Regions from separate parts of the Homo sapiens genome. Here regions 1, 2, 4, 5 and 6 are each linked to region 3. A link is a loop called in an ENCODE intact Hi-C map of the cell type or tissue named here. Cell type or tissue: heart right ventricle. All regions are shown on one strand. Links, peaks and the distances in the headings refer to the core of each region. The heading gives the core; the rest is flanking DNA.

The links. Peaks named below come from ENCODE experiments on the same cell type or tissue, not always from the same donor. Only the 100,000 strongest peaks of a DNase experiment are listed, where the experiment ranks them.
Region 1: it touches region 3 in a loop (6-fold over the local background); 50 of 110 quality-filtered maps call a loop at or near these places.
Region 2: it touches region 3 in a loop (6-fold over the local background); 61 of 110 quality-filtered maps call a loop at or near these places.
Region 4: a loop joins it to region 3, with 2.3 times the contacts of the local background. A loop is called at or near these places in 12 of 110 quality-filtered maps.
Region 5: a loop joins it to region 3, with 4 times the contacts of the local background. A loop is called at or near these places in 17 of 110 quality-filtered maps.
Region 6: it touches region 3 in a loop (2.3-fold over the local background); 7 of 110 quality-filtered maps call a loop at or near these places.

The regions. Positions count from the first base shown.
Region 1 is chr2:164,427,433-164,432,941 of GRCh38, forward strand. No RefSeq gene overlaps it. Among named protein-coding and RNA genes, the nearest start is that of GRB14, 190 kb to the right of the region's middle. In heart right ventricle, for the core only: a CTCF peak has its summit at 2,944 (motif pointing left); no DNase peak of the experiment used is centred there.
Region 2 is chr2:164,054,800-164,060,308 of GRCh38, forward strand. No RefSeq gene overlaps it. Among named protein-coding and RNA genes, the nearest start is that of FIGN, 320 kb to the left of the region's middle. In heart right ventricle, for the core only: no CTCF peak of the experiment used is centred there; no DNase peak of the experiment used is centred there.
Region 3 is chr2:163,343,669-163,349,177 of GRCh38, forward strand. No RefSeq gene overlaps it. Among named protein-coding and RNA genes, the nearest start is that of FIGN, 390 kb to the right of the region's middle. RefSeq lists enhancers at 4,311-4,910, 5,403-5,509. In heart right ventricle, for the core only: CTCF peaks have their summits at 2,506 (motif pointing right) and 2,711; a DNase peak (open chromatin) is centred at 4,663; H3K4me3 peaks cover 433 bases; H3K27ac peaks cover 1,365 bases.
Region 4 is chr2:163,180,615-163,186,123 of GRCh38, forward strand. No RefSeq gene overlaps it. Among named protein-coding and RNA genes, the nearest start is that of KCNH7, 340 kb to the left of the region's middle. In heart right ventricle, for the core only: a CTCF peak has its summit at 2,329 (motif pointing right); no DNase peak of the experiment used is centred there; H3K27me3 peaks cover 978 bases.
Region 5 is chr2:163,466,520-163,472,028 of GRCh38, forward strand. No RefSeq gene overlaps it. Among named protein-coding and RNA genes, the nearest start is that of FIGN, 270 kb to the right of the region's middle. In heart right ventricle, for the core only: a CTCF peak has its summit at 3,311; no DNase peak of the experiment used is centred there.
Region 6 is chr2:164,132,239-164,137,747 of GRCh38, forward strand. No RefSeq gene overlaps it. Among named protein-coding and RNA genes, the nearest start is that of FIGN, 400 kb to the left of the region's middle. In heart right ventricle, for the core only: no CTCF peak of the experiment used is centred there; no DNase peak of the experiment used is centred there.

The sequences.
Region 1 (5,509 bases), core at 629-4,628, 1.1 Mb after region 3:
TTGCACACAGACCCCTGAAGTGGTGCTCTCACCTGAACACAGATGGACAAGGAAACAGCACACTATTAGACTTCTTTCTGGGGTTCCAAGCTCCCTCTGGGATATGGCTGTTGGATGGTTTTTTATTTCGCTCTTTCTTCACGCTCCACTAGCCAATCAACACCTTTCCTCTCCTAAGTTCTGAGTACTGTAAAAAGCTAAGGGGGAACTTAGATCAGCCCTTCAAAATAATACTAAGGAGGTGATTTATAATTAGCATGGATCCACTGATCTACTTTAAACTAAGGGCAACTCAGTGAGTCAAGCTTATACTTAGCTCCCTTTGTAAAAGTCAGAGCACCACATGTTGTCCCAACTAGGTATTCTTCCTCTTTTAAAACTTAACAAGTCTGTTTCCCTTAAAGTAAAGCTGGGTTTCTTTAACAACTAAACTAGCTTTCCAATTTTCAAAATTAAAAATGTAGAATTAAACTTCACACATTTTTCTCTCTACCCCATTGTTTAAATCCTAAAACCGTATGACAAATCTTTAGCTGGAAGATTTCAGTTAATATACATGTACACAAATGTCCAGTTTCTTAGAAGAGACTAACAAAAATTGCTTGGGGAAAAGCATACTCATATTTATTATGATAAAGTTGGCAATGTCCATAAATAACAGATCTGATTTATTAACCTAGAGTTAGAATTACATTAAAGGGCAAAATACAATGAAATTTTACAATTACATGTCTAATAATTGAAGAACTAATAGGGTGGTGTTTAATGCATCTCTATATTAATTTAAATGATATGGTTTACTAATTTTTTTCCTAAGTTGTATAAATGCTAAAATTGGCTTGTAACACTGGAAATGGTAATGAATTTCTCTTATTTTTTAAATGACATTCTAATCATTACTCTAAATTAATATACTTTTACAGAATAAATTTTCTACAGTTACCCCTTTGGTAACTAACTACATATAGCACACATCTGTAACACTTAAGTGAACATTAATTAGTGCTAATTTACAATCAAATTCCAATGGAGAAGCAAATTACGCTTTCTTGAACATCAAAAGTCTTTATCATGACCATTATAATGAAGAATGCCAGAACATCTTAATTATTTCTGCTTATAAATAATGTTTTCCACAAACCTTAAAAATGCGGAGTACTTCAGAAAGAGAAAAAAAGCTAGTCTCATTATTATTTAGTTTCTACTTAGTGCTAATCCAGTTCATTTCATTGAGTATCTTTCTCTTTCCTTCATTATAATAGAAAAAAAGATCGCCTGAAAATTCACGAGTAAACTTTTTCCATTGGGCATACTGTTTGCAATCTTTTGAAATAGCTTTAAGTATTATGACACTGCTGCAAGACTTTGCTACATAAATCTAAGATTGTCCATAATATTCAAGTTTTATGTGAACCAAAAATTAAAGTGTAAAATATTTGCTTCCTTACATGTATCACATTTAAATAGATTCATAGTTCTAAAGTAATATGCTTCACAGAAGAAAAATAAGTAACTGACACATAGAAACTCTCATTTGGCTCATTCCAAAAATGTGAGTAATTGCCAATAAGGCACTGAAAAGAAGAGAGAATTAAATTAAAAGTTCAATAAACACTGATCAATATGCTTGTAAATACCAAGTCTATAAAATGATCTTCCCTTTAAATGTAGTTATACCACAGGTACATGTTCTGTATTTTGGAATTTGGCTGATCATTTTAAAATCTACTTAAATTTGTTTCTAATAGAAACATTCCAGAAATCTAGAAAGGCTGCCCAAGAAGATTTCTTTTTAAAAAAAGAAAGAAAAAGAAAACAGCAGCCTGGATTCTCTAGCTATCGCTATCTCCTGGTTTAGCATTAGCTCACAATCAGCTGAATAAAGAAGTCATCCCTGTCTAAGATGTAAATAAATCACAAGCCTCAGTTACTTTACCACTAGCTGTTTGTCATTCAGGAAAATAATGGTTAATCAATGTCTAATCAATGAAGATGTGTAACATATTAGTTTGCAGTCCTTCATCATCCTATTTTCTTCAATTGCCTGGGGGTTTGTGTTCAGTACTTACAGAATCGATTACAATTGAGAATGATCATTCAGCTCATGTTGAGAGCTGTCAGCTGTGCTTTCCACAGGGCAGCTTTACTCTTGTGTTTAATATGAGATGCTAATATTTAGCTGCATCCGACAACCTAGGTTCCATGGTGGAACATTTTATGAGAAGTGCTTAAGTAACTAATTGTATCACTACATGTCACTTAATGAAACTAAACTTCTCCTGACTTCACAATAATCATAAGCATTACTGGCTTGCTGTGGAAAATTAAAGAGAAATAGCTGCCTGCTTGAGTCTGATCATGCCTGCAGGGAAGGTCTAAGAAAGGCAACTACCAATGACGCCTTTATAAATAACTGCAGGGGGTGGACGGGGGTGATGATTCTACAATTTCATATAAAACAACATTTATAAGGATGCTGTATCCTCATGTGCAAGCATCCCTGGATGCCCACAATACCTCACAAATACCATGAGAAAAGTTGGACTGCAGACTCTTGATACATTTCCTTTAAGAAACAACCTTTTCTGACTCTGCGCATTTAAATTCCAAATAAAATGTTAATTGCCTGACAAGCCCGTTTTCCTTGTCATTTATAAAAATGTATACATCCTGAATAAAAAGTGGGAGAATACTTAAAAGAGTAGGAGAAGAATCTTGATTTTAACAACAAATAATTGTCACGCTACGGAGTTCTTGGCTTTAATTGCTGTTTTTGTGATTTGTTTTGGAAGTTGGGCTGATGACAATCACAGAGCCCAGTGTTAAAAACTAATAATGATATAGTATTTCATTCGAAACATTTTTGGATCTTGATAGTATTGATTTGAAAGAACAAGTTTAGGCCACTCATTGTTAGTATTAGTTCCAAGAGCACCCTCTAGTGCCCACAGCTTTGAAGAACCCTGTGGAAGGCAGAAAAGTCATTTGTATGCAGCTCAAGCTCATTGACACTTGCTTTATAGGCCAATATTAAGAACCTTTAAAAAGTATATCTGTCATCAAAAGTGACCTAAATGTGCTCTTAAACTTAAAAATGTTTTAATATTATTCTGTGATCAAGCATACTGAAGAAATTTAAAATGATCTAAGATTTTCTTTAAGTTATAATAGTGCATTAACTTTATTAGAGTATTGCTTCAGTAATACATTGTCAAATTTTATGGATATTTCAGGAGATGTGTTAATTGTATAAATTGCTGGGATAACTGAGAAAAACTTAACTAATGACAACACCTTAAAGAAAAAGGTTACTTCACACCCAAAGCCATAATGTACAATGAAAGATTGAATTTACATTGTTTCCAGTAACAGTGAAAAAGAAAAAAAAAAAAACTTTATCTCTGAATTCAAATTTTTAATTAATCTTATTTGTTTTAATCAATACCAGTTGTAAAGGTGAGCAAAAAAGACCCCATCAAATGATTAAATGATCACTTTTGTTTGCTCTCAGTTTTAACTCCCTTCATCTCACAAATAAATCACATAATAAACCTGCGTACAATGGGCCTGCTGAAAAAATGAAAGAGTATCTGTAAAACACTGGTTTTGTTTATATTTTGAAATAGAATTTCATGGTTGTAAATAACAAATACAGGAAAGACGTGTGTATTCAATTTTAAATCACAGATACATCTTTCCAGGTTGGTGTACTAAAGATGTAGTAGAGGAATTCAAAATTATGGATTTATAGTAATGCAATCATAAATGGCATTTATAGAAACAAACTACTTAGTTAACCTGACCTAAAAAACAAAAATCTCAGGCTTTAAGTACATCAAAACTGCCAAACCAACATAGTTTGTGCTTAAGCACACAATAAGGAAAGACTGAAGACAAAATTGCTAGAGGCACCGAATTCCAGAGAAATTCCCAACCCACAAAATTGCTATAATTTTATCAAAATATACATGATAGTGTTTTCCTCTTTTACACCCACATTTCTTATGGAGAAACAGTTTATACATTTACATTCTGAGATGTTTCAGCAAACTCTGTTAGATTATTTCTTATGTATCTTTCTAGTGACAAATAGAATGTTTGGAAAGAAAATAAAGCTAACACGTGCACAATACCTCATAGGTAAGTCTCCAGATTGGGCATTAAAGTATGTGTTACCTCACATAGAATCAGATCAAGCTCTGAATTAAACGTGGTCAACATTTTCTAGAAGTTACTTTTTTTTCCTATCACTCACTTTGCTCAGAATATGGGAAAACCTGTTAGCCGGATGTCTTACAAGCTGGGTTCGCATATCTGTGCAAATATTTATAGTCTTCTTAAATTACCTTTTTACCATCAGCAGTTCCTAAATCAAGCACATACACTATAAAAGGCAAACCAACAAAGAAGTATGTAAAAGATCTTCATCTACCTCTGCACGGCTACCAGGGGAGGTGAGCTTGCCCCACGAATGCCTACACTTTGATAGGAGAACTGTGATAACGATGAAAAGTTAATAGATTTTTATCTATATGAACGTGATGATCATAGACCTTGTTATTTTTATTATTTTTAAGAAGGGAATTGGTGCTGCATGAATATGAAGGCATATATTCACAGAATTTCTTAGATTTATAGGTACAGGAGCTACAAAGACTTCTCTTCTTTCTGAGGTAGATAAATTGAGTTCCATGCAGTTTACTACGTAGGGGTCTTTCAAATGAGACCACAAAACCTCAAATCCTTCCTCTTCTGTGTGGACATTAAAGATCTCATAGCAATTTTCATAAGAGTAGGGGTTTGTCACCATGCCACTGGGCAAATTCCTAGGACTTACCTTAAAGTCAAGCAGCCAGCTTCTCTCCACAGGATTTTAGTGTATTAGATACCTTGAAAAGTTCAGTATATTTACTCAATTTATTTAAAATGTTCTCCTAATGGTTCTGAAATATATTTTTAAGCAAAAAGGAACCAAAGGTCTCCTTAGGTGAAGTTACAGTAATGTTTGTTACATGAAATCAAACTTCCTTCCAAAATATTTGATTAGTCCCTTTTGAACACAAATGCCTACAGTATTAATTTTATTTTAAAAACAAAAACAACCAACATATAATAAAAAAATCTTATAATCCATGATCCATGCTTTCTGATACAGGTAATGTAAAATAAATGATATAATCTACAAAACAATGACAAATGAAAGACTTGGAAAAGGTTATGGTTTGACAAGGTAACATTTTTGAAATCTGGACACGAATCAAATTGATGTAACTATTGGTGATGCAACACTCTCTGACACTAAAGTCTTTACCACTGTCTAAAACATATAGAAGAGCCTATTGTGATTGCTTAATGTCAGCTTTTGTTCATAAGCTCTTTCATAAAATTGAAACCAGGAAAATGATTTAAAGCAGTTCAATTTGTCTATTTACCTTAATCTTTAACTATTCCCATATGTCCGGCTACATGATGTATGACTCTTCATAAACCAATTTTTCAAAGATATACA
Region 2 (5,509 bases), core at 790-4,789, 710 kb after region 3:
TGAACAGATGCGTCCCTGACAGGCGATGGATGGTCAGGGTCCATCTGGCCAGTGCAGCTCGGACAGAAATGATGTATACAGCTTCATCAGCGAATGACTGTCATCAATCCTGGGCCATGGATAGCGTAAATGACAGCTATGCTGCAGCTGAGACTCCAGGTGTGAGACTGAGGAGGACTGATTTAAGAATGCTGGGTAATCAGGAATGTATAGGCTCCTGGACTTTGTATCTTTAACCTCCTATAAATATCCTGCTATACTGTAGCAGGTATGTGTTTTTTAGTGTCTCATCACAAAATTAGCTTCAAGATGACGCCTGTTCCTTGCTCCCTTTTAACTACTGATGACTTCAGTTTCCTTCCTCCATGACCAAATGTGTGAAGTGCCCTGGCTGCTGTATTATGTGCCCACAATTTAATTATTACCTCATTGATTTTTCATGTATTTCAATTTTCTCTTCTTTAAGTCACAGTGGCTTTCCTGTTGGGGAGATGTTTGTTTTTCTTTATAAGATTTCCTTATGGAATCAATTGAACTATAAAAATGTTTTTTGTTTGCCTTCCATCCTCCCTGATCATGCTTCCATACCTCCTCAGGAATGTCGAATTGTAGTAGTTTGGAGGTAAGCCTGTCTGTGCAGACTATCCAAAAAGGAATCTTCTCAGTTGGTACAAGATTTTAAAAAGGAAACAATATTCCGCTGCTTACTCACCAACAAAAGGTACCTGGTTTTTAAATGGTCTCTCTTTAGTATGCATTAAAGATCATGCATAATTTGCATCTATTAGCATTTTATTATACCACTGGCACTGGGGAAAAGAAAATGAAAACAATTATTGTATCCTCAGAGGACACTTCTTTACTTATAACTATTTTACAATAAATCATTTTTGTTTATCAGCTTACTGGATGCAGCAAATGCAGAAACCCTGGAGACTGAGAGGGTTCTAAAAGCCTAGGAATTTACAGAGTGGCTCCACATGTTTTTACTGAAAGCTCTTCAAATACTTCTAACTCATTAAAATGAATTGTGTCAATTACCACCAGTAGATCTGGAAAACATTTGAATCTGATGGACGAGAATTACTCCCCATCCCCCACAACATACGCACAGAAATTCAGCTCTCCCTACTCCAAGAAAGTTAATGCAGCTTAAACAACATCTGAATAAAAAATAGGTCAACTAACAAGAATTCCCTCCTCAAATGAGAATAAAGTTGATTCTCTGATAGTCTGACCGTGAATTAGGGAGTCAGAGGTTTGGAGGAGAAACTCCAAACTGTCAAGATCTGTCAAGAGACAATCTGATCTGTTCCACTTCCTTCAGGAAGGATTTACTCAAAGCATCACAGACCCAAGAGTGGTTATTTTGTTATTAATACACTCATAAGGAGAGTAGGACAAGAAATAATGGTACAAACTCTTCAGGCATCCTCCCCACAGATTTAAAAAACATGATATTTCTAACATTCTTCACTGGTTCACTGGTCTTGACAATGTCCAAGCAAGCACTACAGTGCTTTTTTTTTTTTTTTCCAGAAAAGAAAGAATCCATCTATTTTTTTCTTTTACTTCTTATAAAGGTGACTTAAGTATTATTTTAGTGGCTAATGCAAAACTCACTGCATTCTACTATAAGTATTGTAAATGAAAACATATAGTTACGTAAAGTCAGAAGCAGAGAAAAATGTCCGAATAAGGCTAAAATGTTTTGAAGACAAATTTTAAGAACATGAGGTGTCAAATACTGAATTTAAAAATAGCATTAGAATACCAGAATCACCACATTAAGTTAGTATTCGTGATAGTGTTGAATGAAAGAGAGAGAAAGAAAGGGAGAGAGAAGAAATATCACTGAATTAAAAAAAATCTATATGTAGTTTGTTTTCAGGCCAGAAAAACATCTTGAACATAGCTTTAAGGATGGAATAGTAGATCTGTCACTACTAAAGATAACATACCAACTAATGCCTGCAGTTTGGAATCAAAACTGAATGAATTAATAGAAGTCTGCTTATATTACTGAACACAAATATAAAAATTTATGTTTTTAGGATGCCAATAATAAAATCAAATGATTGGCCAGGCGCAGTGCCTCACACCTATAATCCCAGCACTTTGGGAGGTCGAGGTGGACAGATCACGAGGTCAGGAGTTCAAGACCAGCCTGGCCAACATAGTGAAACCCTGTCTCTATTAAAAATACAATAAATTAGCCAGCTGTGGTGGCAGATGCTTGTAATCCCAGCTACTAGGGAGGCTGAGGCAGGAGAATCACTTGAACCTGGGAGGCAGAGGTTGCAGTGAGTGGAGATCACGCCACTGCACTCTACCCTGGGCAACAACACAAGACTCCATCTCAATAAATAAATAAATAAATAAATAATCAAATGATTAAAGAGTTTTGTTTTTTAAAAAATAGAATTAGTGTCACAGTTCTTAGTGGTGGTCTGTGGCTCACCAATATTTTATGAGCTTAGATATTTAGTAAAAGTGGATTTCTTACAATAAAAAAATGGTTATTTTTGACAACAAAATGTCTTGACTTTATGAATGTGCTAATTGTTTGATTTGGCCTCAGACGTTTGTTATTTAGGCACAGCACAGCGCATATAATTTCATTATGACAAATGTAGATTTTGGAGAACATAATTTAATAGACATTTATGGACAATGAAATGCTTATACAACTCTTTGCAACCAAATGTATCCATAATTTCTATACTGAGGATTTTCACTGTACGTCTATTAATAAGAATTAATATTTTCATCTAAGACCTTAAACATTGTTTACTAACTTTGGACCAATATCTTCTGTCTGTCTTATCAGTAGATTGGAAAATGGCTTTTCATATAGTAGACATTCACACCTCAAGGAGCTAGAGCAGCACATTTACAGATACACTTCTGCTAAGGGTCATCCCCCTGCCCTTGTTCTGCCACCTTCATTCTCTAAAACCAAATATGGATAAGGATCAAGAACAAACAGCAGAATTTTCTAGAAATACAATTTAAACATTTGATTCTCTTGGTAAGTGACGTTTTCTGGGATATTTTCCTCTTTGGATTGCTTCTTCTTTCTTTTGGTATTTCATGAAACTGTTGTTATATCTGAGATTTGGTGTTTTCTCTCACTTGGAAGGGCTTTCCTCACCTAGACAGACCTAGTAGGACTTAGTAGGACCAGACAAGGGTCCATGGAAAGGGAGACACTAAGCTCATAAAAGCTTGTTTCCATTATTGGCAGATGAGATCTTAGTGACATCCTGGTACACAGTAGGTCATGAGGGTAAGGGACAATATATGGATGTAGGGCTAATGTGTCTGCTACTAATAGCACATCTTTTTGCCTGGAGTGTCTCACTTAGGATCATGAGCTGGCAGTAGGTGGCTGATGAAGAATTTCAGATTTCAGGCAGTACTAATGCTTTGTTTCTCTATTTGAAAATGAGGGAAAATATCCATTTTTCAGAAAGCCCGAGGTGTTGTGGAAACAAGAGACCCAGACCCTCCACTGCAATGGTACCAGGTAGGTTCTTGGTTTGAAGGAACATCAAAACTATAGAGACATTTTCCAACTATTTTTAGGTCTGCATCCTTAGTTAAGCACTTGAAAGAATTGCACAGAAATATTAGAAATTCATAGACATGTAATTTTTTTTGCTCTTTTCTTGGGGAGGAATCAGAAAAATTTCTATAAATCTGTTCAACTAATCATAGACATATGTCAAGTGATTGAAAGAAATTAGCAGAAGTTTAAAGAAAATATCAAAATATGATCTGTTTGATCACTCCCTTAAGGGAAAATTTTTAATACATTATGAAGACAGACACTTTTTATTAACACAGAGACATGGAAATCAGCAGAATAAATACCTGAATTGATTATTGTAAATGCAGTTTGAAGAAATTTCAAATAGAGAGAGGCACAAACATTTGAAATCCTTTTAATTCAGTGCTTTCAAAAAAATCATAAAGACCAGTCATGTGCAGATTATAGGCAGCTGGTTTTCCTTTTGCTTTACCCTCAAATTCAAGGTGCTTCACCACAATATAGGAGCCTAATCAATATTCATTAACTGCAGAATCAGTTTTTTAAAATCCATCATTTAATTTGTTACATTAGAAGTTATGCAAATTTGTATAATTATGAAGAGATTTAGATTATAGAATTGTGTTTTACTTTGCAAATAGAAAAGCTAAGGCTGATACCAATGGCTGATTTTAGAGTGAGCTGTCTTACTAGTTCAGAATGATTACCTTTGGTTCCTATTCCAAATGATGACCAATCTTAAGACATGAACAGAACTGGTAATTAGGTGGCATACTTCCCCAGAAGATGGCAGCTACAATGCAAGAAAAATGAGGAGTGGGATCTTTACACTGTTTTTGAGATTTAATGATTTTAAAATTAAACACAGAAAAAGTCTTAATCTTATCCAATCTCCAAAGAGATTTTTTTGTTAATGTTGGAGTTGGTTTCTATCTATTGAACAGTTGAATACATATCATCCTTCCGTTTCTGAAACTTAAGCAAATGGACCAAGAGAATTGAGCACATTTAGCCATTCTTTTTTATCAGCCCAACACCCTTAAGCCAAGCACCAGTGGAGCCCAACATCATGGCACATTTCCCCACAATATACTCACACTCAACCACCACCTAGGAGGGAAAAGAGTGTGAGGGTTATTGAGCACTGAGAATTTTTCCAATGAATCACAATTATGTGAACACCTGTGCTAAGTTTGTGCTGATCCTCTGTGAAAATTTGCACAGTGCTCAACAGCCCTGAATATTTCTCATTTATTATCTCAGGTGGGGTGGTCTGCAACTGCACATTAGGTTGCAGTATGAAGCATGTAAGGACACACATCCAAGACCTCATCGAGGACCTTTTCATTCTACCTGCAGGGTACAGCTGTGCCTTTTAACAGGCTAGAGTTCTGCTTCTGAATGTCTGCTCAGAAAACTTAAGGACAAATATAGAAACCCTTCATCTGCAAGTAAAATGATTGTAGAAAATGCAATACATTTACTTACATTTCAAGAGAATCTATCATAGGATTGACATTGGGAAAAAACTAATGATCAATGATATTTTAATGAATATATAGGCTTATAATATGTTAAACTGAAAAGGTGTCAAAACTGTAAAGGATGAGAAAGAACTTTACACATAAACATACATTTTGAACGGCCACTAATCCCTCTTCTTAGGAAGTAAAAATATAGAGTGAAACTGGTCTAGATCCCCAAGAATCGGTAGGTTACTTCACTTTTGAAGTCAATGATTGGTAAGAATTGGAAAACAATTTGTGACCAGAATCCTCAAAATACTTAAAGCTTAGATGTAAGTGGTGAAATTGAGATCAGTGAATAAGCTGGATACAGGGTCAATTGTTGATTCCACAGCAGAAGTTCTGCATGACTCGAACAAGGCTTTCATTGAAACTATTCTCTGTCTTAAGAACTATAAACTACTATGAGGTCTCTGCATGTTAATACAGT
Region 3 (5,509 bases), core at 671-4,670:
AATTGCCCCCTGAAAAAGACATTGCATTATGTCAGTTAGATTTATTAGGTTGCAAACAAAGAAAATGACAACCTAGCTTAAGCAGAAATGAAATTTATCAAAAGGATATTGTGTAGCACACAGAAAGTATGAGATAGTTGGCCAAGCACACTCAAAAAAAGCAGCGACCATGTTCCAGGTAATAGGAAATAAAGAGCAATCTCTCCTGGAAGGCAATGTTGTTGCTTTTTAAATCATCATAACATTTAACTCAAAATTCATATTCCCAGAGGAAAGAGTCCTATGGACCCACTTCGGCACATCATTGGTTAGAGGACATCAAGTCCCTTGATTTAACGTTTTCCTAAGTGGACTCATAATGAGGAAGAGTTCTTAGGCCCAAGAACAAGGGTCTCTTATTAGATAGATTCAATTACATTAATTATAAATTAGATTATCTTAAATTGAATTCAGAAAAGAAGAGTTGATTCTAAAAAACAGAGGAAATATAAACATAGGGCCTTTCATTGGCCATCTAATATACCATATCAATAGACTTTTAGTAATATGGGCACATTTTTATTAAATTTAGGATTAATATTACAAATGAAAGTTCGTTTTCAAGGAGTGGAAAATAATTGTGCACTGATCAAGGGAACTGGTGATTCAAAAGAAATTAGGTTCATGTACATACTTGTGTTTATTGATTTACCCTAAAGTACTGAAAACAACCAGAGGAAATATTTAGGTATACTGGATGTGCTAGATTTTTCAAACAATTGAGAAGACTGGTGTGCTGTTTGTGACAGTAAAGCCAACCCTAAACTTCAATGGCATATAATGTTATTTTACCCAACAAGTTTCTCCTCCAAATTGCCTCTAAATTCCACCACCAGAGAACCACTGCTTTGGGCTGAATTTTGCCTCTCTCTTTCATTTATATGTTCATTTGTTTGTTTGTCAGCACACAAAAGCCCCTCTTAATTACAACCATCTATCAGGAAGGCATTAATGTTGAGTGCTAGTTAAATGCCCTTCTTCCTCACAGAAGGCAGCAAGGACATCTGGGGTGGGGCAAAGTTCATAGTCAACCAGAGGAACTGAAGAGGAACAGAGAAGAAAAGTACTGGAAACAGGGAGGCTCTCCCCACCCAACAGCCACTGCTAAAATTTTTTCAAGTTGTAAATAGATTGTTATTTATGCAGATACATAAACATACAGATGCCAAACATGCTCCCTCCATTATTTGTGTTTACTTAAATACACTAAATTTCACTTCCTCTGGGAAAGTTATTTCTTGCACTAAACTGTATAACATTTGACACCTACATGTAATACAAATATGTAGGTATCAATTCGATCAATTTAATAGATTTCAGTCGATTAAACTGCAAACTTGTTCAATATTTATTTGATATAAAATCTATAGCCCTTGATTTTTATACAAAATCCCTCCCCAAGTTATTTAAATCTTTATTTTGCTTTTGCTTAAAATACAGACCAACTATTTCCTGGAGCTAATTAACCAAGGCCTGTTACACATGTTGGAGACTTGACAAATCATTTGCTTTCCCTCACCTCAATTATGTCAGAACCTCTTTAATTTAACTTCAAATTATTGGCATTATTATAAAAATTATGAATTCAATCAGAATTATCTCATTGTTAATATATTGTAACATATTAATATTGTATTAACATATCTGCATTTATTAACATATTATGGTTTTTAATATGATAAAACATAGTAAACATTTCTAAAATTTTTCACCTATATCCATCGCAAAACTTAAATTTCATTACTTTTCAGTATGTTACAAAATACAACTTAACATTGTGGAATAGCCTGAATTTCTTACGGCAAAATTTTCTTTGGGTCACTGAATTTAATTAAAAGAAGGTAACAAGCTTGCACCTAAATACACAGAGCATGTTTAAGACTGTCTTCATAATGCTTAAACACCTTCTTAAGAATGAACAAAATATGCAACACCTTATTTGTGTACATGATCTTTCTAAAAATCTCTTTTCACACACTGAATCAACTGATTATTTAGCTTTGTCATAGTAATGATATTTTATTTTTTGATATATATATAAAACCCAAGATAAAAATAAAAATACTGTATATGTATATATATACATAAAGAACCTCTAAATAATACTTCTCAAGAGTAAAGACATCTGGGTATGCATAATTTTGAAGTTTAGTCGGGTAGTCCACAATATGCATTGTTCAAGTCTTTACAGTAAATCATATGTTAACACCAAAGTAAAATTTCATTGTAAAAGCAAGACTAAGAAAATAAAAGTTTAGCAACAGTTATAAAGTTCCAAATAATTTTAATGTAACTTTTAAGTTTGAAGGGGAGCGTAACTATTTACTGATGGAACATTCCAAACTGCATCGCCCCAGGGCTGAGAGGCAGCGCCATTACCTATTGTAGTTTTCTTCCGTCTGTCTCTCACTGTCTAGATTTTGATTTCAGATTTGTCACTTTCTCTTCCAGAGCAGTACACTTTTTTGACAGTAGAGGGCACTTTGAATTTAGAGAAAGCTCGAGAAATCTCTTCCTGAATCTTCATTCAGAGAGCTTTTGTTTGACTATAAAGAAATAAAATACAATTTTAGTCTACATTTTAAATGATGCATATTTTTAAACTATGTGATGCAAAAGTTTGTTTCTTTTATATGAATCAGTTTTTCATTTTGTTATTTTATAAAAATACTGTAATATGAATTTCATGCAATATTGCTGTATCTAGAAAAGATTAATGATTTAATAATATAACAAATTATGATCAACTCATGAGTCAATAAATCTTTGATTTTTCTCTAATGAAAAGAGACAATAAGGGATAAAACCCTATGTATACATTAAGTGAAACCTCAAAAAAACCACCAAAATCCTAAAATCAAAGAATAAAAATATAAAATATCTAAATGAAATCAGACACAAAAATTATATTAACCCAACTCACCACAGATATATAAATGCTTTCTTCTTCTTCTTTTATTGAAAAAATATTCTTAATGAAATATAAATTTGTATTTAATCTTATATATCATTTTATAAAAATTCCTTAATAGTACATTGGAAAAAACATTACAATGATCTATCTGACAATCAATTCACTTGTCTTTAAGAAATTTTTTTCAAATTTTTATAAAATGCTTCAAAGTGTTGCTGAAATTTATGTAAAATAATTTATCTAAATGTAGTATAATTGTTTTTCTAATATAAATTAATAACTTGATCACATTTATTAATGTGACTATACAATCTTACTTGTAAATATTCCACTCCATTTCAAATAATCAAAATATAAAATTAATGCATTTTGAAATTTCAAAATAAACTGTTACTTCTTTAATATTCTTTTGTTACCACATCAAATAATTACCTCTTCAAATTTAAGGCACTAAGTTCTTTAACATTAAAAAAAAAAAGTGTTTCCCCATTTAATTGAAACCAGTTACCCTAAGTGTACAAACTGAAAATTTGAAGTTTAACTTATTTGTTTGGTCCAACCAAAAATGCATCTACATAAGGATCATTGTGAGTCTAGTAGTTTCTGGCCTATGGAGAAACCCCCAGTTTTGCCTTTAAAGAGTTTATACTTAAAAACAGAAGAGGAAAAACATAAATCAATTTAATTTTCCAGCAAGTGAATAATGTGCCTAAAATCCTCGTGAAAAGCCCAAGTACATAAAGAAATACATAATTTAATGGGAGAGCTAAAGTTAACGTATATGAAATATTATAAGCTTTTGGATAGAATTTAGCAATCATTATAAGATAACCTTACTGAAGGTAAACAAGATGGCTCTAAATGCCAAAAAAAAGTACAATCAGTTTTGCCTAAGTATTTAATAGAAAGAAATCTACACTTTTAAGAAAGGTTTGTTGATATTTGCTTATCTAAATAAGGAAAATAAAGTTGAATGCTTCCACTCACCCTAACTTTCAAAAATATGAGAAAAAATAATATAAAGATGTATGTCTCACATATGACCTTGCCCTGTGTAATTTTCATAAGTGAAAAGCAAATAAACAGCAATTGTCACTATTCTAAACACACAGCTGCGTTCCATAATATTTATCCTTACTCCTTCCCTCATTTATTATTGCCGGTAAATTATGTATTTGTCACTAACACTAGCTGAATAGATTTGAAACAGTAAGTGTAACAGGCTCAAATGGACAGTGCCTATTATCTTTTCCCTTTTCTCTCCTGCCCTTTTATGGCCTATAACTTCATTCAATCTGTAGCTACATTTATGTTCCTTTTACAACAAAAAGGGTCATAATGCTGTCTCTGATAATACTGAAATTGCCTAATTTGTTCGTCTTCTTTCAACGCCTTGGAAATGGTCACCCTCTCCAGTTATGCCTGGGTTTGTCCCCATCAACTTTGAAAATTAAGGTCCTGTTTAGTCACTGGCAATCGCACCACCAAAACGCCTTCGGGCATTTTGTTCAGCCAACAGGGTGATAGAGGCCGAAGAGGCCCAGGTCTGGCTGGCTCAGGAAACGCACTCCTGAAGCCGCAGGCCCACCTACTACTACTAGAACAACCCCGGGTGTCATTCGCGTGCCTCTCGGTGCGGTGGGGGCGGACAGTTGCGCCAATCCCCGAAGCAAGGGAGGGAGCAGCGGGTCAGCTGACGCTGAGAAGGCGCGAGTGAAGGAATGAGAAGAATTTGCTTGCTCAGAAGATGGGAGCGATAGGGACTCCCTACTCTGACTCCTGGCGCGGACAGGCGTAGGGAAGAAGTCGAGCCTCCCCACAGCTGTTGCCACTCGGGCTGTCGCCGCGGCGGCCGCTGTTGGCTGCCGCGCCGCTGGGACTGAGATGACTGTGGCTGGGCCGGCCACGGCAGCTGCTTCTGCCTTGACTGCTGCCCCTGACCCTTCTGCTGTTTCTTCCTTGATTTTAGCATCAGCTTTTTCTTCTTCTTCTTTTTTCCCCACCCCGGCAGCACCTCTTGTAAAAAGCAGAAATAGCCTCTACATTTGCCAGAGAGCGTGGGTGCAGGGAGGGGAGGCTAAGGTGGAGTCGTTAGGGTCTCTAACGAGGCTTGGTTCCTGGGGCCCCTCCTGTCTTTTCTCCCGCTCCCGTTAGCATTTTCCTTCCTGCGGTAGCAATGCTTTGTCAGCCTCGTGCTGGGTAGAACTCCCGCGTAGTCTCCTCCTCCTTTCCCACTTGCAAGGAGGCTTCACCCCCTCATCCCCTCCAACGAGGAGAACAGTATCAAAGGTATAAAAGGGAAATAAATGCTCCAAGATAACTGTATATTTTGCCACACAAATTTGAACTGGGTTTCGCGTAATAGAAAACAGATCTTTTCAAGTCCTGGGACAATAAAATAAAATTCAAACGGATGGATATGGCGGGTTGGAGAACAATCAACAGCTAATTTGGAAGAGCACTTCTTGAGGATTTTCCTGACCTGCCCTTGCATGTGACTTCCCTTTTCTAAGATCCTCTTCCCCTTTCAAGGCTAAAAGCTGGGTATGATTCAGC
Region 4 (5,509 bases), core at 767-4,766, 160 kb before region 3:
CTTCATACTACTATTTTGTATCTTCTGTTAGAGCCATGTGCTTTTATTTTTCCTATTTTTTTCTGCAGTGGACATTGAGATCTCTCTCCATCACCTAGAAGCATCATTCTACTACTCATCATGAACAAAACCCAGCAAAAACCAAAAGCCATATCTAATCTGTTGGCTAGCTACCTTTGACCAGTTAATAAAACTCCTTTTTAGCATAAGTTGTTGTGTTTATTTTATGAAAATATTTGGATTTCTATTTAAATTTCTTCATTGCCATCTCCCCTAGAGGTCTTCTTATTATGCTGCCTTAGGATTGAGGCTCAGGAGATCACCTCATAGTCAAGGCTCTTTTCTGATTTCTTATTGAGAAAAAGTCCTTTTGTTTTTATCTTTTTAAAATTCTGACTTTTACTTTAGAGTGAAGAGAGATACAGGAATTTTTTTTGCCTTTAATCAAGTAATGTCAAGAAAGTCAAAGGCTCAAATAATGAGTAAATAATGAGTTTTCCACATTTAAATATATGTGGAGACTAATTATATATGATACACTTATTTATTAATGAAAGTTATTATTGGAATTATTGTTTATCTCCACCTATTTAAGCTAAAGCCTCTACTAGATATTACTTTGTGAAAATGAATAATACCTATAATAATATTTGTTAAATAAATGGAAAGAGAAAAGATGTTTGGGAGTAGTGCCTAGAAAGAGTATGTTTGAAAATGTTTGGAGAATAAAGCTCCAAAATGCTTTAAGGACGAGACAAAGTTTAAACAAACTTTAAGATAATTTGAAAGGATATGACAATAGAAAAGATGGAATAGCCATTCTCTATAGTGTAGTCTGTATGTTCATCTAGCTGATTAGATGTATTAGACTGAAAAATGCAGTGGAACTGAAAAAGTGAAGTGTGATTTAAAGGGGACAAATAGGAATTGGATCTAAAATAGAGAACAAAAATGTGAAGCCCACAAATGTGTTTCATTTAGTTTGCATTGAATTGGTTCCAATTCCTTCAGATTAGAGAGTCCACATAAGAATCCTATTTTCATCTTCCCTTTACAAAGCACAGGGCAACCCTAGGAAGCTTCCCCTTCTGGCAACAACCACTACAGCTAATTAAAGGCTACCTACTTTGCATGGGGCATGCTCTCCAGAGTTCTGCCTAATGCCTACTTGGCTAATTTTTAAATTTAAGTTACTTGTGTGGTCTCTGTAGACACTTGGGTTTTCAAGTCCTGGCTTTAAAGACTTAATCTTTCATCAGCTTTATGGTATCAGCATCCCTTTCTATTTGAATCTATGTGGTTTCTAAGTTGTGTTAGTAAGTAATACCCAAACCAGGATAACCATCATTATCACCAGGGGAGCTTATTAAAATTGTGGATTCCAGTCATCTCCCTTCCATAGGCGTAGGGGAGCATGAGAGACATATATTTAACAAATGTCCAGATGATTCTAATGAATCTAGTTTTTAACGGGCTTCGGAAATCACTGAATGGGGATACAGCAGCAGGTATATTCAGTCCATTCTTGAGTGTGAGGAGCCGAGCCTAAGCTGTTTCTAATTTCTTCACAATTGTGACTGTAATAGCTCTGGCTCCTTGCCAGTGGTCCTGGGAATCTTGAGCTATCCCATTGGATGCTCTGGTAATGGATGTTATCTGAATACTGAATATGAATTTAAAGAATCCCTATTATCATTTAAAAAGTACCTGTCTTCTATGCACCAAAAGCCAAATATCAGAGGAGAGCTATGTCATTGTAATTAACCATCACTGTCTATTAAGTCCTTATCATTAAGAATTTTCAAGATGGAGAATATCTAATCTAAATATTTCAGATGAGAAAATTGAGACCCAAGGAATTAAATGACTGACTCAGGGTCATACGATTCAGTAGTAATAGAGAATGTTGAGAACTCCAATCTTCTGAGCTTTCTTGTATCATAATGATTCACATCCATGTAGAAAGGATGGATTATAGCACGTATATTCTCAGGGGCCACTGTTGTTTAGGGCGAGTTGAGTTCAAGGTTAAAGTGATATAGATTACAGGTGCAAAAAATGCATTCTGCCACCTCCTGCATTTTTCAGGTGTAAAAAGAACTCAGATCTGCAGTTTAGCTTACTTTTCCAAACTGAAAATATCAATTTAAGACTTGTGCATATTTTAGAACAAAATCTGTAACATAATATTAATTTTTCTCTATAAGGGATGAAACAAATATCTAAATTATTAGGACCAATTTACAAGAACAAAGACAACCGTCTTACTAAAATAGAAACATGTTTAGAGGTTAAAATTGATGTATTAATGTAATGTTCCCTGTGAACCACCAGATGTCACTATTAGAGTCATCATGCATCACCTTACAGTAAATTATTAGAGATTTTAGCCTCAGCCAATATTAACAATTTTGTGTTCATGTTCATTGTGTAGATCTTGCAAAATACCTTTTTCTGTTTTTATAAAGCATATGCCATTTTTACCTTTCATAATTGTTGATGTGAAGGATATGAAATCAAGAAACAAGAAATAATGTCCTCAGCCTTCAAATATGAGCTTAGGTATAATCATTTGAGAAAGATAAGCACCTTGTGAAAGTCTAGTTCACTCCTAAAAATCAGTACTTTTAAAAACTATCTTTTTTCCCCAAAGTTGGAGGTCTAATACATTATTACAGAATAATTATTTCAATTAAATTTAATTCGATTACAATTTAGAAGTCATTGACTAAAATTTGCAGGAGTTTAAGTCAACGCTGGAAGAGGTAAATATTAAAAAAGACATGAAAGTTATTTTTAAGAACCTTAAAATCCATTGGAAATGTAAAAGCTAAATTAAGATAAAATTGTAAAACTATGGAAATAGAATGAGAGGAGAGAGTGCCATTTAAATTGGGGATTGAAAAATTAGGGATGTTGGAGATTTTTTTTTTTCGGTAGGATAGGGAGGGAGGGAAGGAAGAATACAAAAGATACACAATTGTGACAGAACATGTTACATTCAGGAAGTTGTGTGACTCTAGAGCAAAGACTATGGTGGGTAGCAGTAAGAGTCTACTCTAGGAAGGTAAATTAGAACTAATTAATGAAGAACTTAAATGGATACACTGCTATTTTATTTTTGATAATAATTTCAATAATAATAAATTAATAACATTGCTAATTTTGAAGAGGGAAGTCATGTGATCTAATTACTGTTTTGCAGTCACTAGCCACATGACTATAGATGGATGCATGGATTGGAGGTATCAGAGACTAGACTTAGGGAAACGAATGAGGAGGCTCTTGAAATAATGAAGAGCCTTGGGTAGGAGAAAAAAAGGGAGCATAAAATAGAGAAAGTGGATGCCAATGAGAATTACAAGTGTTCCGCAAATTTTGACCTTTTAAAAGTTTTGCCGCCACTCTTTTTGGGGAAGACTTTTTGGAAGGCCACTCAATTCAATTGGTGGCAGAGTTAGGAGATTTTGTTCAATTAAAAAATGCCAGCTATTTATAGGGTTTCAGTCCTCTAAAGATTTATATGATTAATAGTATTAAAACATTTGCAGCTCAAAAACATCTGAAATTATCCTATAAAGATAGTTTTAGAACACTGTAATTCTTATAAACTAGTGATTCCAAATGCTACAAGTGAATTTGAACCAGGATTCAAATGTAAACAAGAAAATTGATTAACATGAAATCTTAGGTCAATATACAAATACCTTCTTCCTCAAAATCTGTCTCCAGCTGTCCTGCCACAATGCTTGAAATACCCACTTCCCAACCCACTAATGATTTGGTTCTCTTAATTAAGGTATTACATTTCTGGGACCGCATTCATCCATGCAACAAACATTGATTGCCTAGCATGTGTCAGGATTCTGCAAGTTCTTGGGGATACAAAGACGAATGAAATGAGATACCTGAATTCAAGGACCTCATAACTTTACAATGGAGCTAGAGGTGTAAATAAATAATTTCCATACAACTTGAAGTATACCCCTGTGGCTTTGGGAACATAAAGAAATTTACTAACTTTGGAGGAAGGAGGAAGTAAGGAGAGGGAGCTCAAGAAAAATGATTCTCAAGGTATCTGAAAAAATGAGAAAATCCTCAGGGCAAAGATTACTCTGATAAACTAACTCCCTATAGAATAAGAAGGACATAGGATGCTATTAAAACACCCATTAATTTACTGCTGAAATGGAGAAAGTAGTGTGACTATCCCTCCCAGTTTCCCTGACACAGCCCTGGTTTTTACTTATTGCTCTCCTTTCACTCTTAAAAATGTGCTAGCTTGGACAATAATTTTATTTGTGTGATAAAGCATATAAAGAAAGTCATAATAAAGACATCTGTGAGTGAATTGTCATCAAGATCAGTAGGGCACGTAGATCCAATGGTCAAGATGTAGTTATAATGGCAGGACAGGCAAGGAGTCAATGGCTAGAAGAGCCAAAAGAAATAAAATGAAGATCAAGGTATTACTGCAGGGTACTGTTCATCTGAAACATGATGAAAGTGTTGGCATATTTGTCTTGTCACATGTGGGGAAAAGGGAGGCCTGGAAAGTAATAGAACACAATGTTTAAGTGGAGAGTGTTGGAAAGCATGAAAGGTCTTTTATGTCTTATTAAGAACTATAAAATAACTGCTAATATTTTTTCAGTGTCTACTGTGTTGTAGGTACTGTACTAACCACAGGATAAGAAATAAACCCCTTAATCCTTACAACAACCATGTGAGGCATATGGTAGTCATTAAGGATGTTCGCTGAATATTTCAGGCTCTGCAACTTCTAGGCACTTAATGAGATTTCATTTTTTGGTCTCCTAGTGTTGAGTAGGGTCATATGACCAGTTAAAGCATTTAGTTATAGTATTAAGTTGTGGCATTATGACGTTAAGATGTGTATTTTTTTAATTCATATTACTGACAAGAAACTGATACTCAAAGGTTTAAGTAACTTAATCTAAGGTTACTAGTTGGTAAGTAGTCAGTGAATGGTAAGTAGATATGCCAAGATTAGCACCCAGGAAGTCTAAACAGATATAAACCTGCAGACTCTATTGCTATACAATATTGGATCACAAACACCCAAGACTTAATCCTGTTTATCCTAAATGACTCATACTGATGGTATTATTTCTCCTTTTCTTTCCATCATTAAGTCATTATATCCCCCTTCTCACAGCATAGACACCAAAAAGAAAAAAAGTCTAAGTAAAAAGGAAAAAACAACCTTTAGGATATTTGTCTGTTTTTGTTTACTCAGAAGTTGAAGCTCAGAACTCTAACAGATAGACAAAGTGTGATAGGTATACAACATGACCATTATGCAGCAGTTAAAAACAGTCAATGAGCTGTATACCTAAAACCTAAAATGGGTACTAAAAACATGGTGGATAAAAGTAGAAAATGGAAAGTTATCTAACAATATCATTCATGTTAAAATATATCCACATAAGTCAATATCCACCTACCAAGAACACAATATAATAAATAGCTACACATTTAAATGGTT
Region 5 (5,509 bases), core at 992-4,991, 120 kb after region 3:
GGAAATCAGTGAACTGTGGTGTGTGTCGCTTCTCAAACACCATGGTCAGTTTGGCGTTCACTGAGCTTCTGTCCGCCTCAGTAAGTTCGGTTCAGATCCTGACCATAGGAATTGACAGCAGATATCTAATCCCACAAAGTATATTATTTACATTTTTTGATATGTTACATTACATTACATTCTGTCATGTTGCATTTCATCACCAATGGACAGAATGTTGCATAACCTCATATGACATGATGACAGGTCTCATTCATTCTGTCTCTCTCTTCCTCTCTCCCTCTCTCCTCTCACACGTGCTCTCTCTCTCCCCCTCCCTCCGTCCTTCCCTCTCTCCATCTCTGTGACACATGCACAGACACACACACACACACACCACAAAAACGTTCAGATCAGGAGGTGAGTCTAAGGAAATATTTTGAATTTTGGCCCCTGTAAGGATCCTGGAAGCCCTCCAATAGTGACATTTACAACTTCACCAAAGCCATGGTCCTTTTATGACAATAACACCAAATTGCCCTGTACAGAGATGCATAAGCTTACTCAATATATATTTTGCCAGCTGTTTGTAATTATTTTTAAATGTGTCATTATGATGTACAGTGAACCACAAAAGCACATGTTCGGTAATGTAAAACAACAATATGTTGCAAATTAGCCTCCTTTAAAGAAATATTCAAAAAACAAATTACAAAGTTTAAAAATACACCATTGGATGCATGTCCCTACATTGCTCTGTGCTCATTTCTGAAATGTGGTTGGCAGAGGGACAATAATTTGTCCTTGTTCTTGAGACTGGCAGGTGTCACTTTGGCCAGTGTGGGATGTGAGTGACAGATATTTTACTGCTGAAGAAATGAGAATGCAGAAATTCAAGAGTACCTCTGGGATTTGCCTGGTCATTTGTGGGCAGCGCAAGGGCAGGGCGGGCTGCGATGCTAACGTAGAACTGCTTGTTGTTGCGACCGCTGCGGGCAGCTGCCGATTCACAGCATTTTAAATACTACTTCTATTAACAAGGCTATGTTTCTGCTTTGATGGAAGCATGCAGAAAGCTGCTCGCTAGGCTGTCGGCTGTATACTAAACTGCTCTAATTGCTTTCCTATGCTTTATTCAGAAATCTGGTAAAAGCTGAATTTGGTAGCAAATTGCTTACAGATTTAGCATTTTTGAACATAAAGGTTTTCATAGATGTTGATATAATCTACCAAAAAGCTGGAAGCTTATTTTCCTCCTCTACCCAAAAGTATCAAATTATTTGTTTTACCAAAAAAAAAAAAAAAAGAAAAGAAGAAGAAGGAAAAACTCTGGTAGATATTTAAGTGATGATCATAGAAAATAATAACAAAATAGAAGGCAATTCAGGAAAAAAAGAGCATTTCTCTTTTCTACTTGGACATAATTGGAAACTTACGTTGTTTTGGCTCGAATCTAATTTTAATATAGGTCAAAGAGAAATTGAACATTTAAATTATAAAAGAGCCTCAACTATATTTAAACAATATTTTAAATACACTTTTTAGGTTCACTATTCTCTATGAGATAAAAGAAGAAATTTTTTAAAAATATAATAATTCAAATACATTGATATAAATTTTAGGGTGTATAAGGGTTAGAAGAAAAAGTGAAAAAAGTCCAGATATTTTTACAAACAAATATCCTCCAAAATCCACAGGCATATGTTTAAAATAGAAAGATAAAAATCACTTCTTTGTAAAGTATAATGCAAAACTTATAATGCACTTATATTTTTAGTACTCTTTATGGTGTTAAGATTACAAAGAAGTGACTCTCTCTTGTTTTAGGACTGAGTCATCCCTGACATTTACATATTATAAACACAATATTTGAATTTCCCTTTTTAAAAAAATATTATATTAGCTATACTAAGTTAATATACTTTTTTCCATTGAACTTACAGAGCTCATGGGCGTTCACTTAAACTAAACTGACATAGGGAAGATACATTTTAAAAAATCAAAGCTCTCTAGTATGACTGCTTAAAAGAACAATTATGATATACAAGCAATATGAATACTAGGTTTTGCTTACAAAGATAGTTACCTGCCTTCATTTTCTATTAATTTCCATCAGGGCACTACCAAAATATTACCTGGCAAAATTAAAATGAAAACCGTATGTTGATGAGGGAAAACATATAATGGCATAGCACATTTCAACGTTCAGTGAAAGAGTTAACACTGAAAGCTTCTCCAAAGAGAAAGAAGATATATTGATTCAAATGTATATTAGAATATGTTGTTCAATGTCATTTGCCAAATGTTTCAATTTTTAAATAATCACTTACGTTAAATAAATAGAAGCATGCATTCAAACAGTGTGATATGAAATTAATACTTTGTTGTAATTTTAAGAAGAGGGATAAGATTTTCCCCAAAAATGGAATGAAACTTCTGCATAAAAACCAACAATATACTGAAAAATAAACAGTTGCAATTACTTTTTTTCCTACTTAGTAATACAAAGATAAATTGTTCTCTTTGGAAATCAAATATTTTCCTAACCACTGTGTTTCTTTAATTAAACTGTATTCTTTATAGTGATCAAACATAATTAGCAGTAACAAGTATTTAATGAAAACAAACTGCTACTCCCAAACCTTTACTACATGTTTTGTTTAAATCCCACAGATGCTCCAAGGATTACTGTATCTCCGTCACAAGTACAAAAGCATACACCCTCCCCACTCTGCCCACCCCAATTTGCCAGGAGCATTTAAAACAACAATAAAAACAACAAAAACTTCTATAATTCCAAGGACTTTAGTTCACATTCAAATCCTGCTCCTCAGCTCAAGGCATCACTTCCAAAGAAGCTTAACACTTAGCCCTTCAAATATTTTATAGATTTGTTCTTCAGAAATCCCACTTGATATCTTCATATAATAAAGCATTACCCTGGTATCTTTGATTATTAGTAAGTGGTCAAAATAGAAAGAAAAGTGCCCATGCTGGACTCATTGACAGCTAGGTGATACAGCAAGTCTTCTGTAATTAATTGTGAGTGAAAGGGGGTTTGGTTTTGCAGCCTCATAAAACTTTTCCCACATGGCTGAACCCACGGTCAGGAGATGTTAGGCAACATTAACTGCCTGCACATTTCTGCAAGGCTCTAGAGGAACAGCTAGGCACTGGGGCTCCAATCCTGAGAACCCTGGGACATGAGACATCAGCATCTACCTTTCATCTTAGCTGAGATTTGGAGTGGGTTCAGACCACAGAGGCTCCTTAATTCTCACTAATTCATTTGCTTTCCTGATTCACTTGGCTTGGAATAACCTGAGAATGATAATGAACCTGTGAGGGGAGCTCTTAGTCCCTTGCCTTTGAATGTGCTTGGCACGGATCGAGGGCTTTCTCTGAATCTTGCAAGAGGAAAAGAATCTTATTAGCACTGATTGCTAGTCATGAGGTTTCCTCTAAAAATTGCTCATGTGTTTTAACTCTTGCTGCTTTTTGAAAAGTAGAGTAGTGAGGAGGGAAAAAAAGTTGGGCTTTTTAATACAAATAACGTATGTATCTAGAAGCTGGGGTTATATTTTAGGGGTGTGATTTAAACCAAATCCTAGCTGCCAGCTTTTTCTTGGACTCTGAAAAGCAATCTCAGTGTTTCTCACTGTTTTCTACAACTGATGCTAAGTTCCTTTTCATTTCCTGTAGATAAACACATTCTTGCACTAGAGAGATGGGGTTTTTCAAAAGAGCATCCAAATCCTCTTTTTTTTTAAAAAAAAAAAATCGTTTTCAGACTTAATGTACCGCAGGAGTTGTCAAGTTCACATACATTTCTTGTGGTTTTGGAATTCTGTTGAATTGGCACTTTTGCTTTTACAATTAGTGTGTTGTGGACCTTTAGCTTCTACCTAGGTAAGAATTTGTGCTTGAGATGAAAAAGTCAATAAATGAACTGGGCAAAGTGGTGTATCTTAGTGAAGCAATAAAAAGGGCAATTTGGGTCTACTGGTCTAGCTGAAGGTGGTCATTCTTTAGATTTTGAGATACTAAACTACTGACCAAATTATTCTCTTGTTCAGTTGTAACTGTGATTTCACATGTACAGTTGCACAGACCCTCCTGTGCACATGCTAACTGAGGTTATATGCAGCAGCTGCAATGAAATAGATGCACCAAGGGGGAGCAGGAGGCTTGACTCAAGAATTAGAAAGGGACTTCAGTGGCAAGGCAAAACGATAACACATTCTGGTACTTTACAAAAGGTACATGACCTCTGATGTCATGTGCTTATCCACCATTTGGGGACTCTCTTATCAAGATTTAAAATTTCCTCCACAATCTGAGTGACCAGAGCAACCCATGACATCCATCTGTAATGTTAGTAAATTTGTAGTATAGGTACTGGGGCACCAACCTAAGCCATAAGTCATCACCTCATTTTGAGCATACAGAATACCTGAATGCTAAAGCAGGAGAGATCTTTAGAGTTCATCCAGTCCAACTCATGGGGATTTTAAAGATGACAAAATTGAGAGCCAGTAAGTTTGGGAGATTTGTCCAAGGTCAAACAGCTGTTTAATGATAGAACTGTGAAGAGAACTCAGTATTCGTATTTGAAGTTCAGTGCTCTATCTGAGACAATGCACAAAGAGTGCTAGAATTTCCATACAAACTGGTTTGACATTGCAATGTACATGTTCAAGGGTTTAATGCTAATGGAAAGTATTTCAAGAGGTAATCTGTCTTTTCAAACCTTACCACTGGTCCTCTCTATTGACTTTCTATGGCCTCACACCATTACCTGTTTCAACTTTTACTTTTTCCAAGGACACCCCTTTTTATTTCTTCCCAGCCAGAGAATGTTTCCACTAATTAAATAAGTGGACATCAGGGATCACATTTTCACTTATTTCCCTTTCTCCATAATCTCACACTATTCCCCTCTGCTCTCTTTCTTCAGCACTGGGGCTATCCTTATTTCTGGGCAGCACTTGGCAAATGTTTACTAGAGTAACAGTTTATTTACAATTTATTTCTAATTCTATGAAATCACTAGTTGGTGTAATTTCACAACATCTGTGGATATGCAATTTGAGAAATATTTATGAAAAACACATCAATGCTTTCATCCTGGGGGCATGGTCATTTCAAACAACATAGACCAGTGAATAAAAACGGCTTTGGGAGCTGACAAATCTGAGCTGAAATCCTGAGCCCCAATACTTACTATGATCTTAAGCAAGGTATTTAACCTCCCTAAATCTCAATTTTCTTTTTTATAATACATGAGGCTTCAAAGTCTTGCCACAATGCTTGGCATATAGTAGACTCTCAATAAATGTTAGCTATTATTGTTATCATTATTATTATTACTATTATTAGCGACATTGTTTTCCTATTAATATAAATAATAAAAGATCCATTTATGAAGCATTGTAAAGCTCAAGTAACTGTGGATTAAATGGACTTGAGGGCTCTCCTGGAGTAAAAGGTGAGATATAGAGGTGAAATTCTACTTCAAGCATTCCAGCTT
Region 6 (5,509 bases), core at 475-4,474, 790 kb after region 3:
TCTATTAAATGATGCAGTGAAAGAGTAATAAACGACTAATAGAAGTACAACTACACTTATTGTAAATATTTATATTTTATGCTTTCATTTTATTGTATTGTACATGTAATACGGTATTATTATATCCCATGATATATATTATATTTTGCCTATTTCTGTAAAGCCTTAAGTTTGTATTCTTAATGATGTTTATTAAGCACATAAGCTCCAAGAAGGTAAAACACGAAAATGCTAAAATTACTCTTTATAGTGGCTATTCATACTCTTGAGGATGCTTATTGTTTGAGAAAACATTGTGGAGAACAGCAAAGTTTCAATTCTTAGTCTAACAAATATTTACTATGTACCTACTCTGTGCCAGACAGGTGATAAGCAACATAGAAAAGATTATTGCATTAGGGAAATTATAAGCATGTTCTATAAGACAATAAATGAGTAAGCAATAAATAAACTAGATTATTTCAAATGTTGCTAAGTGCTATGAAGGCCAGATATGACAGAGACCTAATGTGACAGAGAGTAACGGAAATGGAAGAGTTTTGGACTGGAAAGTGAGGAAAGGCTTCTTTGAGAAGGAGAAAGGCAGGCAGACAATGGAATGGTAAGAAGGAGCTAGTCTTTGGGAGAGCATTCCAGATCCCGAAGCTGTAATGAACTTGGTATTCCGGGGAAACAGAAAGCTAGAGAGGCTGAATTATACTAAAGGAGGAGGAGTGTGATACAAATTAATAATACTATAGCTGGTCCCTGGACTAATAGAGGAGAGAAACTAAGAAGAAATTTGAGAAATAAGAATGCCCCTGAGCACTCCTAAAAAGATTCTTTGATTAAATGAATCTGAGACAGATAGAGAATAGAAAAAAGTCATTCTTAGTTATGTGTTTTCATCTTCCTATAGTTGGGATTGTCTTCCAATTATAAAATTAGCAGCTCTTTGTCAAAAGCTTTATCTGCTTGGAAACATTTTATAAACACCTCCCAGTGTTCTTTACATCACCTAAATTGCCCTCAAATATCCTCAACATCATGTAAAACGTGATGTTATTCTGTACTTCCTTGCCACAACTTGCTAGAGTCCTGATAGAGACAGAGCCCTAAACTCTAAGAATGTCAAGGTGGGAAGGAAGCTTGATCGGCTGATCTTGTGTTTGTCAATGAGGGGCATGCATCAGAATCCTTTATGGAACATTTTAAGATTATGCAACTGAGCTCCACTTTCTAAGACTATGATTCAGACAACCTAGGCATGAGATCTAGTAGTGTATATAGCAATTAAACAGTTTTAAAGCTAGAAGTGTTACATATTCCTAATTGAGAGACTCATTTTTCAGTAATAAAAAGAGCAACCAGAGTTAGAACCAGAACTTTTACCTCCTGATTTTGAAGTTTTCATCACCTTCCCCCCCAATTGTACATTTTATTCTTCCTAACAGTCTGTATTGAATAGTTACAAAAAATGGACTTATAGCCCAAAGATTCCCACTTTAATTTTCTTTAGCATCTTTGGATCATGCAATTTTAGAGTTAGAAATCTTTGCAACATCAGTTATCAGTGTGGGCAGTCAAAGAGAAGAAAGGAAGAAAAAGGACTTGAGTAGTCCAAATAGATGAAATTATTTCCCATGGTCATGCAAGTTTCCCTTAGGCCTACTCTAGGCTTTTGACCACTTTTGTAACTTTTCATAATGACCCAGTGTAGAGAAAAAACATGACATATATTTGACTAGTATGGAAACATTTGTGGATTGAGGAAGTGGAGAAGAAATGGTGTTTACCCTTCAACAAAACCTAATTATAATTATGCTTATTAGTTAATGTGCATAATGCCATTCTTCTTTTACCTAGACAGGGACTAAACATTAATTTTTTTCTGAATGAATAATTCTCACCTTGTGTCTGAATACTTAAAGTGACTTAAAATATAGAGGGTTTTCTATGCTGGACCAAATTTCCTAGTCTCTTTTTGGCTGTCACTTGTCCCTGCCTCTGAGAAATGAAGTATAAAAGCAGCTAAGAGTCTGCTCATTCCTCTGAAGCCAGAGGTAGAAGCTATTTGGAAGACATTTTGTTTCATCTCTTTTTAAACTTCTTTAAAAATATTTCTAGAGAGGGTAGCTAATAATAAGATAGGTAGGTGGACGCCAGGGAGTTAACTAAAATGTTCAGAATAGCACTGAGTACAATCACATTTAAAAATAGAGAGAACAAGCCAGGAACAAAACCCCACTAACTCAGTATATCTAGTTCAGATGTGGCTAATGTCCCTATTTAGCATCTTCAAGTTGCTCACATTTTCCTCAGCAAACTAAGAATGCGTCTCTAGCACTGCGGAGCCTGCCAAGTCCAAGGACATGGGAATGTGAATTATCAAACAAGCTGGGGATGAAAGGTGCTGAAATCATCTTTTTAGAATATTGCCAAAAAGCAGCTTGAGTTTTTAGGGTGCTAATTGCTGAAATATGTTTTAACTTCCGAATTCATTCTAAGCTTGTGACCCACTAACCAAAAAGTAAGAAGGATGTTGTCAAAAAAAAAAAAAAAAAATTTAAAGCCCAGCAATAAGAGGGAGCAGGGTAAGGAAGGCTTCCTGGAAAGCCACTTTATACCAAAAGAAGTGTATTTTATATGTGCCATATGGCTACACAATTATAATTGACCACCACAGTAATTCAGTCCTTTACTGATTTTCTCAGCCTATGTCTTTTCTGAACAGGGATAGGTTAGCCACGATCTTGAAAGTGAGGCAATTTGATAGCCAATTTGAATTCATTGTTCTTCTTATTACTGTATCTCTTAACTTTTCTCAAAAGTTATATATGCCCTTTACCTCATTTCAACCTCACAATAATTTATTAGAGCAAGTAAATATCTCTATGTTTTTCTGCAGATGAAACTGAGGCACACAGAGCTGGAATAAGTTGCCTTAAAAATAATATCTCTTGTTAGGGGCAGAATCTGAGCTGAACTGGAATCTCTTGCCTCACTGTGAGACTATTCCAATCCATACCACTGTCACTAGCCTTAAAGGTTCCAGGAATATATTACAAAAAGAACTTGGAGAAGTTTATTTTGATTTTTGAAAGAAAGCTCCAGCTAAATGATATTTCTGAAATAGTTTATTAGACAGCTCTGTGAGAAAGGAGCAGTACCAGATAAGGGTCTCTTTCAGCATTATGAATTTAATATCACAGAGGGATTTGCAGGATGAAATTATCCAGATTCACTGCAGACACAAGCAGGCAGTCACTAAATATATGAATTAATGCTCAGCTCTGGATTGAGTAGATATAAATCGAAGTGTTACTAGTCAAATATACCTGAATGCCTTATTTCTGTTTAATTTATTGGAGAAGTTTCATTTTAAATGTGACATTTCCTCATAACACTTTCTAAAAAAGACTTCTGAGGCATTTTCACACACAAGATATGGTACTGGAACTTCACTTTGAAAAACACTCTTTCTAAAGCAAAACTTTAGAATTGATTAGTTAAAATAACATATGAAAGGACGGAACCAACTCCCAATTACCAATAATAATTAACTTTGTATTTTTGTAAGATCTGTGTTTAAATTTTATTCCAAAGATAGAGGCTCTGTTATTTAGCTAAAGAAAAGGTAGGAAAAATAGCTGGTTGAGAGATCTCTATATGTTCACACTTTGATCCACCCTTTCTGCTCCCAATACATAATACCAGGTAAAATTTGAAAGGAGAAGACCAAAATATATATCTCTGCTTTAAAAGAAGACAAACACGGCTGGGCGCAGTGGCTCACGCCTGTAATCCCAGCACTTTGGGAGGCTGAGGCGGGTAGATCACAAGGTCAGGAGATCAAGACCATCCTGGCTAACACGGTAAAACCCCGTCTCTACTAAAAACACAAAAATTAGCTGGGCGTGGTGGTGCATGCCTATAATCCCAGCTACTCGGGAGGCTGAGGCTGCGGTGAGCTGAGATCGTGCCACTGCACTCCAGCCTGGGCAATAAGAGCGAAACTCTACCTCAAAAAGGAAAAAAAAAAAAAAAAAGACGACAAACACTTCTTGGAGACAGTGGAACAGAAGTGCAAACTGGTGAGTAGAACTGAGGCCTGTTGAACTTAGGAGTTCAGGTACAGGGGAACAAGGTGGGTTAAAAGTGTTTCATCTGGGGCAATAACAGGACATGGGAAGTGGATTCACTGCTTCAAGCCAGGAGCTTAGGCAGGAGCCCACTGCCCCATTCATAAAATGAGGCTAAAAAGAAAAAAAAATAGAAAAGGAACAGTTGCTACACACTTCCCGAGGAGATAGGAGGGCACAAATGGAGTCCCAAGATCAGGAATGAACAAAACTGTGTAACTTCTCCTTGGACATGTCTACCATGTCCTTAATATCTCCACCGACCAGGTACATGAAAGGATCATTGAAATACTTGGTTCCAGATCAGAAATCCAAGGAATTGTGCAGGGTCAACCATAAAAACAATTAGAAAGGTAAATGAGGATGGGTGCATAAGAAGCTTAAGGAAGAAAACAAAGTTAACAAAATAGTTTCAACACAAAGTAAGTCAGAAAACAAACATCTCAAACATATAAAAACATCTAAGTTTAAAAGAGATTTTTAAAATGCTAAAGTATTTGATCAGAAACTCTGAAACCTTACTACATAATGTATCATCCTTGGACTAGAAACATCAACATCACCTGTGAGTTTGTTAGAAATGCAGAATCTCAGGCCTCAGCCCAGACCTAGTCAAAGTCCACATTTTAATATAACCACCAGGCAACTCATATGTACATCAGTGTTGGAAAAATGCTGCTAGAGAAGATAATATATTTGTTAAATTGTCTGACAAATACTTTAACATAAATATCACTACATTTCTCTGAGAGATGAAGGAAATAAGTTTCACTTAAGAAAGAGCAAGTAATTAAGAAACAAAAAGAGGCAAACATGATATAGTTGCTGGTGGATAAAAAGAACCAGCTCAGAGTCTTGAAAGTCAGAATTACAGTCTCTGGGGGGAAAATCAATAGCTTGTATGTACTGTTAATAGATATAAGTGAAAAACATTAGTGAAATTCATGAATTAAATACTGTTATAGGGTATTTATACGAACATGGTCTGAGAGAGAAAGAGAGACAGAGAAGTTGAAATACGTAGACTGAAAAACTCAAAACTCCAATTTATACCTAAAGTTCTAAACGAGACTGAAAGGAATAGTAAGAGTATTATGTTTTGAAGTTATAATTTTTTAGAATCGAAAAAATATATATAAGACTTCACATTGGGAATATATCCTGAGTACTAAGTAGAATAAATAAAATGAATCCACATTTAGAAACATTGCAGTTAATCTTCAGAACATCAATGATAATGAGCAAATCTTAAAAACAATGAAGAAAAGAGAGATGACCTAAATAGAAATAATAGCCTATAACATGTGAGTCATCAGCAATAGACACAAAAGGGTAATAGCTTCCACATGCTAAGGTAACACAACTGATGCCAGTTGGAGAGGATTTCA